Linked DNA regions of Mus musculus: region 2 is linked to region 1. The links are chromatin loops, found by intact Hi-C in ENCODE. Cell type or tissue: left cerebral cortex. All regions are shown on one strand. Each heading gives the region's core, and the rest is flanking DNA. Links, peaks and the distances in the headings are about the cores only.

The links. Hi-C counts contacts between places; a loop is a spot of excess contacts. Peaks named below come from ENCODE experiments on the same cell type or tissue, not always from the same donor. Only the 100,000 strongest peaks of a DNase experiment are listed, where the experiment ranks them.
Region 2: a loop joins it to region 1, with 5 times the contacts of the local background. A loop is called at or near these places in 33 of 42 quality-filtered maps.

Annotation. Positions count from the first base shown.
Region 1 is chr16:84,731,444-84,739,311 of GRCm38, reverse strand. Mrpl39 (mitochondrial ribosomal protein L39) reads left to right here and starts at 4,068. Exons shown (of 10, transcript NM_017404.5): 1 at 4,068-4,158; 2 at 4,699-4,905; 3 at 6,831-6,970. The coding sequence starts at 4,095. It overlaps Gm32202 (predicted gene, 32202), which reads left to right. Exons shown (of 2, transcript NR_168512.1): 2 at 1-229. It also overlaps the pseudogene Gm26153. In left cerebral cortex, for the core only: CTCF peaks have their summits at 3,300 and 3,957; DNase peaks (open chromatin) are centred at 3,537, 4,007 and 4,837; H3K4me3 peaks cover 1,875 bases; H3K27ac peaks cover 833 bases.
Region 2 is chr16:84,830,224-84,838,091 of GRCm38, reverse strand. It overlaps Atp5j (ATP synthase, H+ transporting, mitochondrial F0 complex, subunit F), which reads left to right and starts at 3,070. Exons shown (of 4, transcript NM_001302214.1): 1 at 3,070-3,283; 2 at 6,585-6,763. The coding sequence starts at 6,600. It overlaps Gabpa (GA repeat binding protein, alpha), which reads right to left and starts at 2,968. Exons shown (of 10, transcript NM_008065.2): 1 at 2,549-2,968. In left cerebral cortex, for the core only: no CTCF peak of the experiment used is centred there; DNase peaks (open chromatin) are centred at 2,441, 2,779, 3,119, 5,166 and 2 more places; H3K4me3 peaks cover 3,062 bases; H3K27ac peaks cover 2,508 bases.

The sequences.
Region 1 (7,868 bases), core at 1,970-5,969:
TGGTGGTGGTATGGTGAAGAAGGACTCAGTTTTCTTGAACGGACTGGTCATTGGACATGCTCCAAAGAGTAAATGGGAAATACAAATTGGTCTTGGTGGGTTTGTTGTTGTTGTTGTTATTTTGGGGGAGGCACAAGACTTGGAAGAACCTGGGGGGGGGGAATAGAAAGCATGTGACCAAGATGCATTATATGAAATAATTAATAAAAATATTATGTTGTAGAAAAAAGACTGAAGACTAGAAAAGTCTTAACAACACACATGCATATGTATGTATGTATGTATGAATTCTATCCTTTTGTAAAACAAACAGAAAAACATTATCAACAAGCAATACTATACCTTGATGGCCTATACCCTTGGTTTCCTCTCTAATATTAAGAAAGAACTGGCAAGATTTTTTATTGGGTTAGGGAAGAACGGGCTGCTGTAAATGGAGGGATTGAAGGAGTCAGTTGCATTGTACATCTTTGTTCTATTATTATTTTTTAAAATCTTTTTGCAGTGCTAGGATCAAACCCGGAGCCATGAGCGTGCTAGGCAAGTATTCTCCTACTTGGCTACATCCATTGGCTTTTGAACATCTTTCCATTCAACTGCCTTTTGTATTTCCAGAGGCGTCTGACACACACTGGGAGGTTCCCGGGAAGTCAGATCACAAAGAACTTGATAAAGAATGAAAGTAGAGGAACCATACTGCTTAATTTCCTGGATCAGCAGAGAGGGAAATATACACTTTTTTTGACCTGCTTTTTATTCTTTGTTATTTCACAGCAGTATGAACCATTGAAATAGAGCCTTGATGCAAAAAAAAAAAAAAAAAAAGAAAGAAAGAAAAAAAGTGTGTGTGTGTTTATGAGGGGCATGTAAAATTCATATTACCTGCTCCTTAAATTACTTGATTTATAAAATTCAGCTTATTTCATGTGCTTCATAGAGCTGCAATTATAAGTACTATGGTTGATCCTTGGCCGTCTAATAAGTTCTAAAACCCATTACCATGTATACATTGAGGCTACAATCCCATTTCTCAGGAGCAGCTCCCAGTAAAACATTGAATGGATGTACGAGAGTTTAGCCAATTTCCAGTGGTGCCACCTTTGAGTAATGGATATAAGAAAACAAACTGAGCAATCCAGGGCAAGCAAGCCAGTAAGCATCACTCCTTCATGGCTTCTGCTTCAGTAAGTGCTTTTCCATTCCTGCCTTGGATTCCTGCCTTGACTTCCTCTAGAAGTGGAGTGTGACCAGAGAGTGGTAAGATGGAATCTTCCTCCTAAAGTTGCTTTTGCTCATCTTTAATTATAGTAATAGAAACCTTAACTAACACACAGGCATTTCTGCTGATTAAAATCCTAGCGTGCTGAACTCTGCCTGCCCCCAGCTTCATGCTGAGCTCTGTTCCTCCCAGAACGCCACTAAGATACTTCATACAACTTTTCCAGGCACAGACTCATACGTTTAGTATGTTGCATTTGGATCAAAAGAGTGAAAATATATGCGGGGCTCCCCACTTGTTCAGGAAACCATATGTATATTTGACACCATGGCCATCAGGAATGAGCCGCTTCTCATCAACCATTTCTTAAACTCATCTGCATTCAACTTGGTGCAACCTCATTCCTTTGGGATGTGGATCTTGTGATGGACAGGGAACTTGAGCTTCAGTCATGAGGCTTGATGTCCCATATTCTGCAGCTTGGTGCAGAATGACATAACAACCGACCTGGCAATGTGAATCATGGCCACTAGGGTTACCCAAAGGCATCACACATACCTGTCCAGAGCCTAGAATGGGACAGCATTGAGATCAGAGACTTGAATAACTGCCAGGAAATTGCCTCCAAGGTCCTTCAGAGCAACCCATATAGGCAACAGGCTCCATACACTACCAAGGAAGCTGCTGTTTGCAACCATCGCACACCATATCTCCATGGGGAAAGGACTAGTATATATGTCCAAATTCCTTATTGTAATTCTTGTTGTTACTAAAAGTTTTTCATAGTGTACTGTGCCTTTGAGTCTGTTCTTCAGTGTGTTCCCACTAACACCCACCAATTCAAATCACAGTGTTAGCAAAGAGTGGATTATCTGGGGAAAGGACTCAGCAAGTTTAGCAAGGAAGGGAGGGGAACAATTGGAAATGTTTAGTGACACGAAAGTACTGCAATGAATGAATCCTAATACTTCGAATGCTAAATTAAAAAAAAAAGGTGGGGGGGAAACTGTCATGAATTTGGGCAACAAGAGCCTCCTTAATGGTTGGTGGTACACGCCTTTAGACTTAGCACTCAGCAGGCAGAAGTGGGCAGATCCTGAGTTCAAGGCTAGCTTGGACTTTACTCCTGTCTCTAAGAGGAGGAGGAGGGAGAGAAGGAGGAGGAGGAGGGGGGAGGAGGAGGAGGAGGAGGAGGAGGAGGAGGAGGAGGAGGAGTGGCTCAGTTGTTCTTGCAGCGCAAAACCATCTGTAACTTCATTTCCAAGGGATCTGATGCCCTCTTCCGACCTTCTCTAGCACCAGGCAAGCATAGACAGGTATGCAGGAAAAAAATTATACATATTTTGAAGGAACTCTTGGTCAAAAGTCTATCTTGGGTAGGTCTCTCCAACTCTCCAAACGTTGCTTGGCAGACATTCAAGGCAGTTGTGTGGGTTAATAAACAGTTTTATAATTAGCATATATTCAGTACTTGTTGGTCAGTATCACCTGTGGCATCCTTCCAGCAAAATTACTTTCTGCGATAGTAGACGCTCCAATCAGCTGTGTGCAGATGTGCTTATGATTAATTTTTCTCAAGCTAACGTCCAGAGGATTGTTTTAAATGTGGCCGTGAACTATAGTTTTCGGGGTGGGGTGAAATGGACACAATCTCTAAAAGCTGTGAAGCTGAAAGCTTTCAGGGGAACCATAGAACATTTAAGGAAGAAACACACATGCACGCTCACACGCGCGCACACTTTTCCAGAGTTGATTTAGAACTTCTATTGTTAGGAAAAGGTGTGTTAAGTAGCTAAAGGCTTCTCCAGCTCCTACCTAAGCCTTCTTGAGGAGGGATTGCAGGCATCAGTCACTATTCTCGGCCGAGGACTTTACATGAGATAGGCCAGTACAATATTGAATGGTTGAATCCAAATTTATACTTACATGTCTTGCCTTAAAGATGAGGAAAGGTCTTAACACTTTCCCTATGCAATTGTAAACATGTATTATTTGGGCCAAGGAGACAGCACATTTGTGTGGCATAAAACATAGCATTTGTGACCGAGCTTACCCTTCCGCCTGGTGGCAGTGTGTGCTCCACCACAAGTTAAAAGTAGGGATCATGTGAAAATTCCTGACTAAATTTATAAAACTATATTGGTTCATTGGTTCAGCTTTGCAGAAGTAAAGAATGCTGCTCCAACGGGAACGTGCTGGCACCACAAAGGCGTTAGATGTAGCAGTGTGTTTTTACCAACCGTCATAACAAATATTTGCTGAGCTGCCAAGCACGGTTTGCGTTTCTGGGATACATCCAGGGACGAGACACAGATTCCCGGTTACTCCGTGCAGTCGTGCCTAGATCATTCGGAAAAGAGTTCTAGGACGTTCTTTGCAAAATCAACACGACGTGTTTCCAAGAGCCCAGGAACGTGGCCGACTAAACGGTGAACCGGGTTCAGCCCCACTGCAGCCGACCTGAAACTCACTTTTGCAAACCTCTTTTATTTCCACCCTCTAGAGTTGTACCCGGCGTGGCTGGCCAGACTGTCAAAGACGTAACGCAAAGAGTCCTCCTCTAATTTTTTTCTGCCGGGAATCTGGAACCCTCGTGAGACAAAGGCGCCTGTGTGACTCCTCTGTCCAATAGACACTTCTGCGACTCCTCAGGGCAGCCGGTCGTCCCCGAGCCAAGGACAAGACTCGCAGCGCGGCCAAGGGTGAGCCATCCAAGGAGAGGCGCGCATGCGCCCCCGCGTGGCTCGGCGCGCTCCTAGCATCCGGTCCCGAGCTGATCAGTCCTACGGAACCTCCGCCGCGGGTTCCGCGTTTCCGGGGGAAGAGGGACGAGAAGGACCGGGACGCCGAGCTACCTTGGCTACTTCGGGAAGCCATGGCTACCGCGGTGGGAAGGCTGGTTCTTCGGCGGCCCGGCGCGGGCGGCGGGGCTCGCTGGAGTGAGTTTTTTGTGTTCCCGGTGTGGGAAGACAATCTGGGGTGCAGGAATCAGGGAAAGAGAAGGGATGCGGGCATGGGCGGCTCTTGTGGGGGGTTTTAGGAGCCCCAGTCTTCGGCAAACATGTCCCCATCTCCCAGGGAGTGAGGACTCGCGCTTGCCTAGCCAAGTCCCTTGCTTTGGGGTGTGGAAGAAAAGTTCAGCATTTCTCATGCTAGCTATTGATCGTTTGGACACGGGGATTCCGCCTTCCTGGAGCGTTCTCCTCCCCTCCAGACCGTTTCCAACTACAACTTTGCTCTCCTTCCCAATCGAGTCTGGTTTTAGGACGCCACTGAGGAAATCGGTGGTGATGTGAGAGTAAATCAGAGCCCAGCGTTTTTGTTTTTTGTTTTTTCGTTGTTGGATCCTAAATTATTAACATTATAAAGTGGTTCAAGTTTGCCTCAGTCGAATTTTTGACTTATGTTCTGCAAAATTCTACCGTTTTCAATACTTGTTACAGGTCCAGAGTAAACTACGTACTTTGCTTTCTTAATAGGATTTATAGCGACGTCGCCAGCTGCCGAGCTGTCACCCACGGAGCTGACAGAAATGCGGAATGATCTGTTTAACAGAGAGAAAAGCAGGCAGTTATCGTTAACCCCCCGAACGGAGAAGATCGAAGTTAAGCATGTTGGGAAAACTGATCCCGGCACTGTCTTCGTGATGAATAAAAACATCTCAACCCCTTACAGTTGTGCCATGCGTAAGCAGCAGAACAATGTTGACCATTTTACACGCGCTGTGCAGAGCACTGCAGAGGGGAACATGCTGTCATTACTTGGCGAAGCTGTAGAATTTATTTGCAGCCATTTTGCCACCCACTGTCCCCTTTGTTTTGTGGGTACGGTGGGTATCGTAGCATTTCTCTGCTGTACAGGTTGTCTCCCTAGTTTGTCTGAATATGACTATGTAATATGCATGTTCTGGGAGCATTTATCTAGCAGGTCTCATTAAAGTATTTTGAGGGTTGTTTTTTTGGTTTGTTTTGGTTTGTTTTTTTCTTGAGTTTTCATTTATTCTACCTTTATCTTTTTAGTTTTTTTTTTCCCCCCGAGTATATGTCTCATCTCCTTCCTACTTGTCCCATGTTGTGGTTTTATCTAGTATAGGTACTAAATGTGTGAATGGAAACATAAGTATAGTGAATGCTGACGTTAATTGTTTTGTTTCTATTGTTAGAGAGGTCGTTGGCTGTAAAGGTACTGATAGGATTTGGATAGGGCTTCCATAGATAGGATATTTAAACTGAAATATCTCCCGAATAGTAGATAGGCACGGTTGGCTGTTGTTTAGCTTTTTAAAAGACTCTGTAATAGTACCATTAGGGTAATTGACAGCATTGGTTCTAGGTAAGGCTCTGATGTGTACTCAGTCTCCACTCTGGCAGTTAAACAAGCACTGGTGATAATGACTCATTTGATTTTCATGTATTTCGTAGCACATGCTGTGTGGTAGACAGTAGGGGATTATAGAGGAGAGTAAGACAAGCCTAAGGCCCTAATGGGACTCTGTACACACCATATGCAGAGATGAAGTTTCTGAGCCACCCCCATCACGACCTCTAAGACCTTTGTTATGGAACGTATGTACTAATTGATATGTCAGACTCTAGTTTGATAATTTTTGTGAATATGTGTAAAATATGTATTCAGGGTTAGAATTTTCTTAGATAATGGAACTGATTAGAGGTCATTGGTTTACAATCAATTCACATTTATAATTTTACAGAGGTAACTATACTATTTAATTTGAAATGTCCGTGTCATGAGAGAGTGGAAGAAAGGTGGTTTGGGGGCAAGACTCTAGGTTAATTTAAGCAGATTTATGTGTGTGTGTGCAGATACTGTACTTGGTGGGTTTTGTGTGTCATCTCGACACAAGCTATCGTCATCAGAGAGAAAGGAGCCTCAACTGTCTCTATGAGATCCAGCTGTAAGGCATTTTTCTCAATTAATGATCAGTTGGGGAGGGCTCAGTCCATGGTGGGTGGTGCCATCCTGGGCTGCTGGTCCTGGGTTCTGTAAGAAAGCAGGCTGAGCAAGGCATGAGAAGCAAGCCAGTATGCAGCACCTCTCCGTGGTTTCTGCACCAGCTCCTGCCCCTCAGGACCCAGCCCTGCTGGCCTTTCCCCAGTGATGGATTATGATTCTGGACGTATAAGCCGAATAAACCTTTCCCTCCTCAACTGACTTTTTGGTTATGGAGTTTTATGGCAGAAATAGAAGCCTAGACTCAGACAGATATATTTTCCTTTTCTTTTAAATTGTGGGTACATCAATCCATGGATTCACGTTGTTTCTCTTTAAATATTTGCTTATAGCTCTTTGAAGATTGTTTTGTTAATTGTAGATTAAATTCAGACTAGACTTAGCTTTAATAGATATTGTTAAAGGTTTTGGTAATTTTGTTAAAAATGACTTTGCATGTGGATTTTTAAAAAAAAATTCACATATATATGTATACACACACACACACACATATATATGTCATAAATACATAATATTTCTGCAAAAGTAATCCCCAGAATTTTGCTTCAATTGTTCTGTTTCATAATGTAGTGCTTAAGCATGTAATCTTTCATTGTGGATTTTTTCACATTTCTATCATAAATCAATTTTCCATCCCTAGATCTGAGTGAGTGGTACTGCAGTAAGTCCATCCTGGCTCTTGTGGACGGACAACCGTGGGACATGTATAAGCCTCTGACCAAGTCTTGTGAGATCAAATTTCTTACTTTCAAAGACCCTGACCCAAAAGAAGTGAATAAGGTATTTTCCTGTCTCCTCCATTTTTTTCTTCTTCTAAATCAACCTATGTGCAATGGAGTATATAGTCTAAAAATACAGACAAACTCATATGTGGTATTCTACTAAATAGTGTTTTACTAGGTATTTTTGTAGTTCAAAATACTGGTGGTACCAACTTGTCTGTGTTTGGATTGACCGCATGTCATTTGTGCTCATAACTTTGGATAACCCTCTAAATCATCGGGAGTCCCACTCCTACTGACATAACTTGAATTTGTTCTGAAATCACCGTCTTCAGTGGATGGTTTTGGTAACTTTTTGAGTCTGTCCCACCCTCAACCTCCTGACTTTTACTGCTTAAAACACCACCTTTTATAGTTGTATTAAGTTTTATTACTGACGTTACGGGGTGTCTATATCTTTTATCTCTGAAGAGCCTGCCTTCGAGTTAAAGCTGCCATAGCTTTCTGGTGTCCACACAATGGGCCTCCAGCCTGCTGCTTTAGTATTGCCACCGGCAGGACCTTTTCCCCTCTTCCTTGCCGGATCCTGGCGATTTACACTTTATTATCTTCCCTGCTTTGCTGATGCTCTTCCTTCAGTGTAGACCACTAGTTCCCCTTTGAAATCGTGGTTTTATCTTATGGTTCTATCTATGGTTCAGTTAAAGCCATCTGCTCTGTGGAACCTACTAGGATTCTGCTAGACAAAATTCTTCAGGCTTTAGCATCCCCTGGCTAGTGTCTATAGACACAGCATTTTATATTGTTGTTGGACACACTAGATTCCTGCTTCTGTAAATGTAGAGATAATTCCTTCCTGGATCTGGTTCTTGACTTCAGATGGTAATAAACATCTGTTGAAATGACATACTTAGTGGCTGGAGAGACCGCTCAGTGGCTGGGAGCACTTGCTGCTC
Region 2 (7,868 bases), core at 1,335-5,334, 99 kb before region 1:
CAACTGTATTAAAGCAACTTGGATTCAAACCTGAAGCTGAGCATGGGGATCGATTACAACTGCTTAGCTAGAAATCTGATTTGATTACATAATGATTAAAATTCAAGTTACAAAAGCTATCTACAATGCCTGAAAGTGACAAGGGACTAATAAGTGGAATAGATTAAATCTTCAATTAACTGATAGAAAAAAAAGGGGGGGGGGCGCTAAGACAAACTATCAACACTGGCAAAGCACAGCACAGAAAAAGGAAACTCCAACTAAAGTAAATTAAAACTTCGGGGTATTGGTAAAGCACCAATGGACATCATTCCAAAATGAAGTGTAAACGTAACTCTCCACACGGCATTGCATTGCCTAGGAAATGCAGTCGGCATTCGGGAAAGGTTGGCATATCCATCTATGTCTCATGAGGAAAGGACAGAAACCCAATCTGATTAGAAGTTAAAACCATGATGCTCTGCCGTGCCTGCAGATGGGAGCCTAGCATAGCTGTCGCCTGAGAGGCTTCATCCCAGCCGCTGATGGAAACAGATGCAGAGACGCACAGCCAAACATCAGCGGAGCTCAGGGAGTCTCATGGACGAGTTGGGGATGGGAATGAGGGAGTTGGAGGGGTTAAGGAAGACCTCCAGAGTCAACTAACCTGGAGCCATGGAAGATGAACCACCCACCAAAGCACAGGCAGGGGCTGGACCTAGGCCACCTACACATTTGCAGCAGATGTGCAACTTGGTCTTCACGTCGGTCCCTAACAACTGGAGTGGAGGCTTTCTCTGAGCCTGGCAATGGATCCCGTTCCCTTAACTGGACTACCAGTTGGGCCTCAGTGGAGAGGGCAGGCTTAGGCCTACTGTGACTGGATGTCCTAGGATGGATACTGAAGGGGGGCCTTCCCCTTCGAAGGAGTAATGGGGTGAGGGGGAGGACAGGGAGGGAGACAATTGGGATATAAAGTGAATGAATTCATTAATTTTTTAAAAAGTTAAAAACTGAGCCAGAAGGCAGTGGTCCATGCCTTTAATCCCACCACTTGGGAGGCAGTGGGAGGTGCATCAGCGTTCAAGGCCAGCCAAACACAGGAAAACCCTGTCTGAAATCCCCTCACTCCCCCAAAAAACCTCCTTCTGGGGAAGAGCATGAGAGTTCTCAAAACTACCATTCCTCTTTTCGGTCCTGTAGGTTTGTTGTACAGTTGCCAGAGACTCAGATGAATCCAGTACTTGGCCCCCCTGGGCTCCTCAACCTTACTACCGCACTCAGTACTTACTGAACTGACTCAGTCACGACTATGTATCCCCAAGTTACGCGTCTGTACTTGTAGCAAAGATAAAATGGACGTAAATCCAGTTGGCATCCAGGTAGTAATACAAATACAAAAGAAAGAAAAAAGAAGTGCTAAAAAAATGGCCAGTGTTTAGTGGCATGGGGTACCTAAGAATGTGAGGGGGATCTATATAAATGTTTTCCTCTTGCCAGCAGTCAGTCCTGTCATTAGCTCAATCTACCTGTTTTAAAAAAATTGAGGTGGGGAGGCCAAGAAAGGGGTCAACATTTGAAATGTAAATAAATAAAATAACCAATTAAAAAATGCACTTATTTTGCTAGGCAAGGTAGTGCACACCTTTAATGCCGGCGCTCAGAAAATAGAGGCAGATAGGCCTCTAAACTCTAGGCCGGTCTAATCTACATAGCAAGTTCAAGGTCAGCCAGGCTAGAAAGTGACACCCAACACAAACTTACACGTACCCAGACACCACTTATAAGGTGCGCATGCGCACTTGTGGAGGTCAGAGAGCAGACAGTTCTCTCCTCCTTCCATCTGGATTCCAGAGGCTGAACAGTCTGGCTCGGCAGCAAGTGCCTTTACCTGTCGAACCATCTCACTGGCCTACCTAAGGATTTAGTTTCAAATGACTGTTTGTCATCGTGAAACGATGCGCTGGCACCATTCTCTATGCTGTGGACCCTAAGGGTGGAATCCCCTAAACTCCATCGTTGTGTTCACTGCACTACACCAACCCCCAAAAAAGGTCGGGGGGAGGAGTGGGGGAAGTTGGCAAGGTACAGTAACTTTCACTGACATCTTCGGGAAAGACGCAGAAAGTCATCCTATGCATTAGAACGATTGCACCGATGCGACTCTAGGACAGTTCCAGAAGGGCAATCGGTACTGCTAGTGCGGGGATGGCTGACTCGGGTGACAGACAGGTCTGGCATCTTCCCGAGAGACCCGGGAGCGCCCGGGGCTGTGCGCTCGGCCAGCGCGCCGAGCCTGGACCGCGCCCGTGCGACGGGCGACTCCGCCGCGTCCCGCAACGCGGCCCGGGCCACGCCGCTCCCCGCGCCCCTCCCCTCGGCTTCCCGCACAGCCTCTCCCGCCCCTCCCCACCAGGCTCCCTCAAGTCTCCACGAACGGAAATGGGAGTCGCAGCGCCGGGGACCCAGCGGAAACAAAACACAGAGGCGGCCGCGGGGGGGGACAAGCCCCGGAACCAGGCCGCCCGCGCGGGCCCGCGCTCCCCGCCAGCCCGCGTCCGCAACTCACCAGCTCCGGAATTCGTCCCGTGGCCCTAGCCCGCGCTTCCACAGCCGGCTGGGAACGGCGGCGGCGCGGGCTCCAGGTACAGCGCCTCTCCGGGCGAGCCGCGCCGCTCCCGCGAGTAGCAGGGTAAGGTCCCGGGGCCCTTCCCGTGGAATCGGCGCTAAGGAACCCCAGCCCCTCTCCCGCCTCCCAGGCACCCCCGGGCCTGGAACTACAACTCCCAGCAGGCTGCGCGGCCCGAAACGCCCGCGACGACGGGGCTCACGAGGCACAAACGCCCCCCAGCCGCTTTGGTTTTTTGTTTTGTTTTGGTTTTGGTTTTTACGCGCTCCTTTGTACCCCCACCCTACATCCACCTCCCCAACCCCAAGGATCGGGACGCTGACTCCGAAGGGAGCTTGAACTAGGGGACAGGCCAGAATACGCATGCGTACAGTGCAGTGTCTCCAAGAGGGAAAAGGGGGTGAAGTTAAAGTGTAGGAAAGATGGCGGAGTCTTAGCTGAGGGACCCGGAAGCACTTACCCTCCACTTCCTCCTCCTGTTTGGCTTCTGTCTCACCTAGAGGCGTCCGGTCGCAGACTCCCTTCGAGGCGCTTCCTGTCCGGTGAGCGTCGAACGACTGAAGCCGCGGCCCATAGTGCCTTGCGATGGCGGGTAGGCGTGTGTAGGCGGAGCCAGGGCCGGAAGTAGAACGGTGGCGGCGGCGGTGACTCTGGCAGCTCGGGACTCAGTGCAAGGTGACTGGGAGGGTAACTGGGCTAGCTCGGCCTCCTGGGACTGAGCTTCTGGGTTTCTTCACGAGGAGAGAGGGCTGCCCGTCACCTTTGCCCTGGGAGTAGAGCGCAGCCCCGTGTCCTTGGCACCGTCCTGGCCTGGCCTGGGGTCACAGGTGACCTCGGCCCTGCTGGGTATTCAGATTTGCCTTACGCTCACTAAATAAGACCGTGAATGCTCTCCTGGGAGCAGAGCGGGCCGACTCGAAAAGCAGAAAAGACGGGGTGGTGAGCCTGCAGCCCGCCTGGGGCAGCCCAAGGTCACGGCGCGCCACAGGCTTGTGAATAATGCAGGCGGCGATCGAGCCTCCTAAGACAGGAAAGGGCGATGGTGATATCCTAAAAGTTTTATATCCAATCTAGAAGTCATGCTTTGTCGATTGACTTTATGATTAGATACTCACGAGCAGCAAAGGGACTAGCCTTCGGCTAGGCTGGTCAGTCAACCGCTATAAATAGGAGAGCCGTGCGCCTTCCCAAAGCTACACCTCTGGGTTTGAACTTTGATTACCCCACCCCCACCCCCACCATGCTTTCCCCAATATTGTTACTATCAGACCTCTAACAAGCAGCAAGCTAGTGCAGGATATTAATTCAGTACGGAATTTGTCCCAAATGGTGTTCTACACTTAGGATGCCATTTGTCTTCCGTGTGATCATGAACAGATCGCATTCTCTATTTAATCTGAAAAAGTGAAAGGCAGTGAAGGAGAAACAACAAGTAGTTTTGGTAAGAGAGAATGTGGTCACTGTTAGAACGATTGAGTAGGACTTAGGAGGTGAGTATACATGTATGTTTGGGGTTCAGAGAGTACGCTAAATTAGACGTGGGGATTGGAAATCATTGTTTGGGATGGTGCGTTATTGAAAGTGAAAATGTATTTTCCCTGTCTTGTAGAAGAAATGACCGTCTTGGCAGTTAGATTGGGAGCAGGTTGACTGTGGAATGTTAGGTAAACAACCTTCTTTAGACATATTTTTTTTAATCACCTATAAGCAAGACTGAAAGAAGCACCTTCCCCTAACACTTAGAGAGTATTTCCTAAGTGGACAATATGGAAGTATTTTACAGTATTTTTAGGGCTAAAGAATTCTTGATACCTTACTAATTATGTCTTAAGTGTGTTCCTAGATTTCCAGGATGAATCAAGTGTGGTGTTCTTATTATAAAGTCTTGTCTACTTGCCTGTAGCTCTTTCGCCTGTATAATTCTCTGGTAGAGTATGAATGGCATTGATTTCCTCAAATGTTTTATTTTTATCGGGATCGGTGAATGAAAACTCGTGCTTATTTGATTTTTTTTTCAGCAGTACTAAATGTTATACCAGGTTTGTTGAAGTTGGTACTATTGACACTTTAGATAACTCTTCAAAATGAGAATAGGGAAGATTGCTATCTTTCATGTTGTAGGGAGTATAGCAGTGTGCCCGAACTTTACCCACTATAGGCCACCTTCATTCAACTTATTCAGGACAGCCAAAATTATCTTCAGACAGGAATTGTGCCCTTGTAGCGAAAATTATACACTCTCTCCCTTCACATATGTTTAATAACCATTATGCCAATCAGCTGCCATATAGTTAACGATTCTTGAACTATTAGTGGTACCACTCAAAACCCTCTGTGCATTTCTGTCAGTCCATCCATCCATCTGTCCATCCATCCATCTATCCATCTATGTATCTATGTGTGCATATGTATGTGGACACTTCTGCCTGTGTTTCTCCAATGGCCAGGATCAGCCTCCGCTGTTTATCTTCAGGTTGTGCACATTGCTTTTTGAGACATAATCGGTCCGTATCCAGGATCTTGCCAAAAAGACCAGGTTGCCAAGTGAGCTCCAGAAGGTTGGCCTTTGCCTGCCTCCCCAGTGCCAGCCTCATAAGCTTGATGCCAGTCCTGGCTTTAAAATCAAAACGGAACAAAACAACACTACCCCTCCACCACCATTTTTGTAATTGGTGATGTTACTAAATTCAAGAGAAATAACTGTCAAATTAACGTAAAGATTTTTAAATTCTTGTCCATACTTTCTCTATAATGTGAAGTAGTAGCCGTATGCTCACTACCATGGTTCTCTCTCATCTAGTAGAAGTAAGGCGTCGGCAGCAGATAGCTAGCTGGTGGGAGCCTGGGAAGCATGGTGGCAGGATTTCCTCAGGGGTTGTGTGGCCTTTATCACGGCCCTCCTGAGAAGCTTTGCCTGTAAGACCCCGTAAGCACTGTAGCACAGCGGATATCATAGAAGTGCGGTGGGAGAGGGTCGTCTTATTTCCAGGGTACACTTACTGTCTCATGAAATGGTCCGAAGCTGTTCATTGCACTATGGCTCTCCTGTTGATAGCTCACTAGAGTTTGGGGAACCCTTCCATTTTATAAGCTAAGTCTAGATGGGAAGACATTTTTTCATCTAAGTTTCAGCCTCTCTCTCTCTTCCTTTTGGACCTCCTGCTTGGATATATTTTTTTGTAATTTGGAATACATTTGATTTTGATCTTTAAATTCCTATTTTACTCAGATCTCAACAAGAATTATCCTCTCCTTTAGTGTATCTATCACTGCTTTGAGCTAGAAAATCATTTGGTTTAGCTTCAAGGGTCTGACGAGGAGAGAGGCTTTAAGCTTGGTGTTTAAACTATTGACCTAGATCCTCAGTAAACTCGGATGAGCTTGTATCATCTAATCTTTTTGTTACTGCAGGGCTCACTTGGCCTTGACGTTGTTTTTCTTTGCTGTTTCTTTTGGAAGTTGATTGGTTCCAGTGTGAAGTGGCTGGGATCATGCGTTGTTAGCAGGCAAAGCTGTTTTCCTTCCTATGAGCCTGTGAAGTGGAAACTTCCAGCCTCTTACTCCTGGCTAAGACAGCTGTCTTGACTCTCTCTGTCCCTTCAAGAGGTCATGGAAGCTGGCACAGTAGAGGCAGTTTGTCTTTTCCTGCTGGTGACAAGCAGTGCTCTTAAACAGCCTCACCTCACTCTTTCCTCAGACCCGAGACTAAGATCATGGGAAAAAGAACGGCACTGCCCCAAGTCAGGAGTTTTCTCTTGCCGTTTAGCTCTAACAGAACTCTCAGCTACTCCTAGGTCCCAGGGCCTCTTGGTAAGAAGGAAAGGCCTTATTGTGCAAGGGTAACATGACTGGCCAGACATAGCTTGCGTTCCGATGTAATTTAGTGCTGTAACCTGATTCATAGAATTGGGTTCTCAGCACATGATGGATTTCAGGTGTTGTATGAAAAGCACATTAACTTTTAATGCTTCTCTAGTACAGAGACTCAGCCATGGTTCTGCAGAGGATCTTCAGGCTCTCCTCTGTCCTTCGGTCAGCAGTCTCTGTGCATTTGAAGAGGAACATTGGTGTTACAGCTGTGGCCTTTAATAAGGAACTTGATCCTGTACAGAAACTCTTCGTGGACAAGATAAGAGAGTACAAATCAAAGCGACAGTAAGTGGGTAGATGGCGAAGCCCATTTTGAATATAAATGTTCAGAGCATGTAAACTTCAGGATGTAAGTCCTAACTGTGTTTTCTTTATAAGGGCTCCAGGAGTCAATTCCAGTAAGTCTGTTGTCATTAAAGTAGAGGCACAATTACGTCACTACAATGAAATAAGTCACAGAACTATGCAGGATCTTGAAGTCATTTAACAACTATTTAGGAAAATTAAGTACCTTAGACACTGATTACTTTAAGAATGATTGGGCAAGGCATACAATCAGGATTTCACCTGGTTTTCAGCCCTTCTGGGATGTGATTTGAAGCATATGTATAACAGCATTTTTCTCTTTAAGACTGTTTCCATGGTGATCTAGCAAAAGACTCAAAGTAGCATGAAGTAAAACTTGGGAAAACAAGAGTACAAGCTACATATTTGAGATGAATGTCCAGTATAGCTATCATTTCATTTAACCCCGAAATCTTTGGAAAATAATACACAGCCGTTTATAGTTCTTTTGTTTGGTCATCTGTCATTTACAGAGAACATGGTTTACTGATATGGGCCATATTGTTCAGATTCTTAAAAATCTGATAGAAGTAGGAAGCTTATAAACAAGTAAATATAAGGTAATTTGTGAGGTGCAGGGTGAGTGTTTGGAGGGTTGGAAGGAATAAATATTCCTAACTGGATCCAGACAACGTGAAAGGTGTTTCAGGAAGTTCATATTAGGGCTTTGAGGGCAGTGCTTGGCTCACTGCCCTTTTGAGTGTCTCTTGGGCAGCTATAAATCATCTCCCCAGTGTTAAAGGAAGGAAGGAAGTTTACTAATGATTTTGCTTGTTTTCAATCACCTTTGGAAGACACCCCTAGGAGACTCTACCAGGTTAAAAATAGTTGTTTTAAAGACTGGACAGGTAAATGGGAGTAGAAGGGCTATATCTTTTAGGGTAGAAAAATGATGTCACGTAAGGTATCAAAGCTAGAAAGCACAAAATTTGTTTGGAGGATTACACACTTTTGGTCCCTGAGGTATAGGATACAGGCGGAGTCTGCCCAGTCTTAAGTATTAACTCTGTAGATGATGACACTGAGTTAAAATGTTACGCTGGTG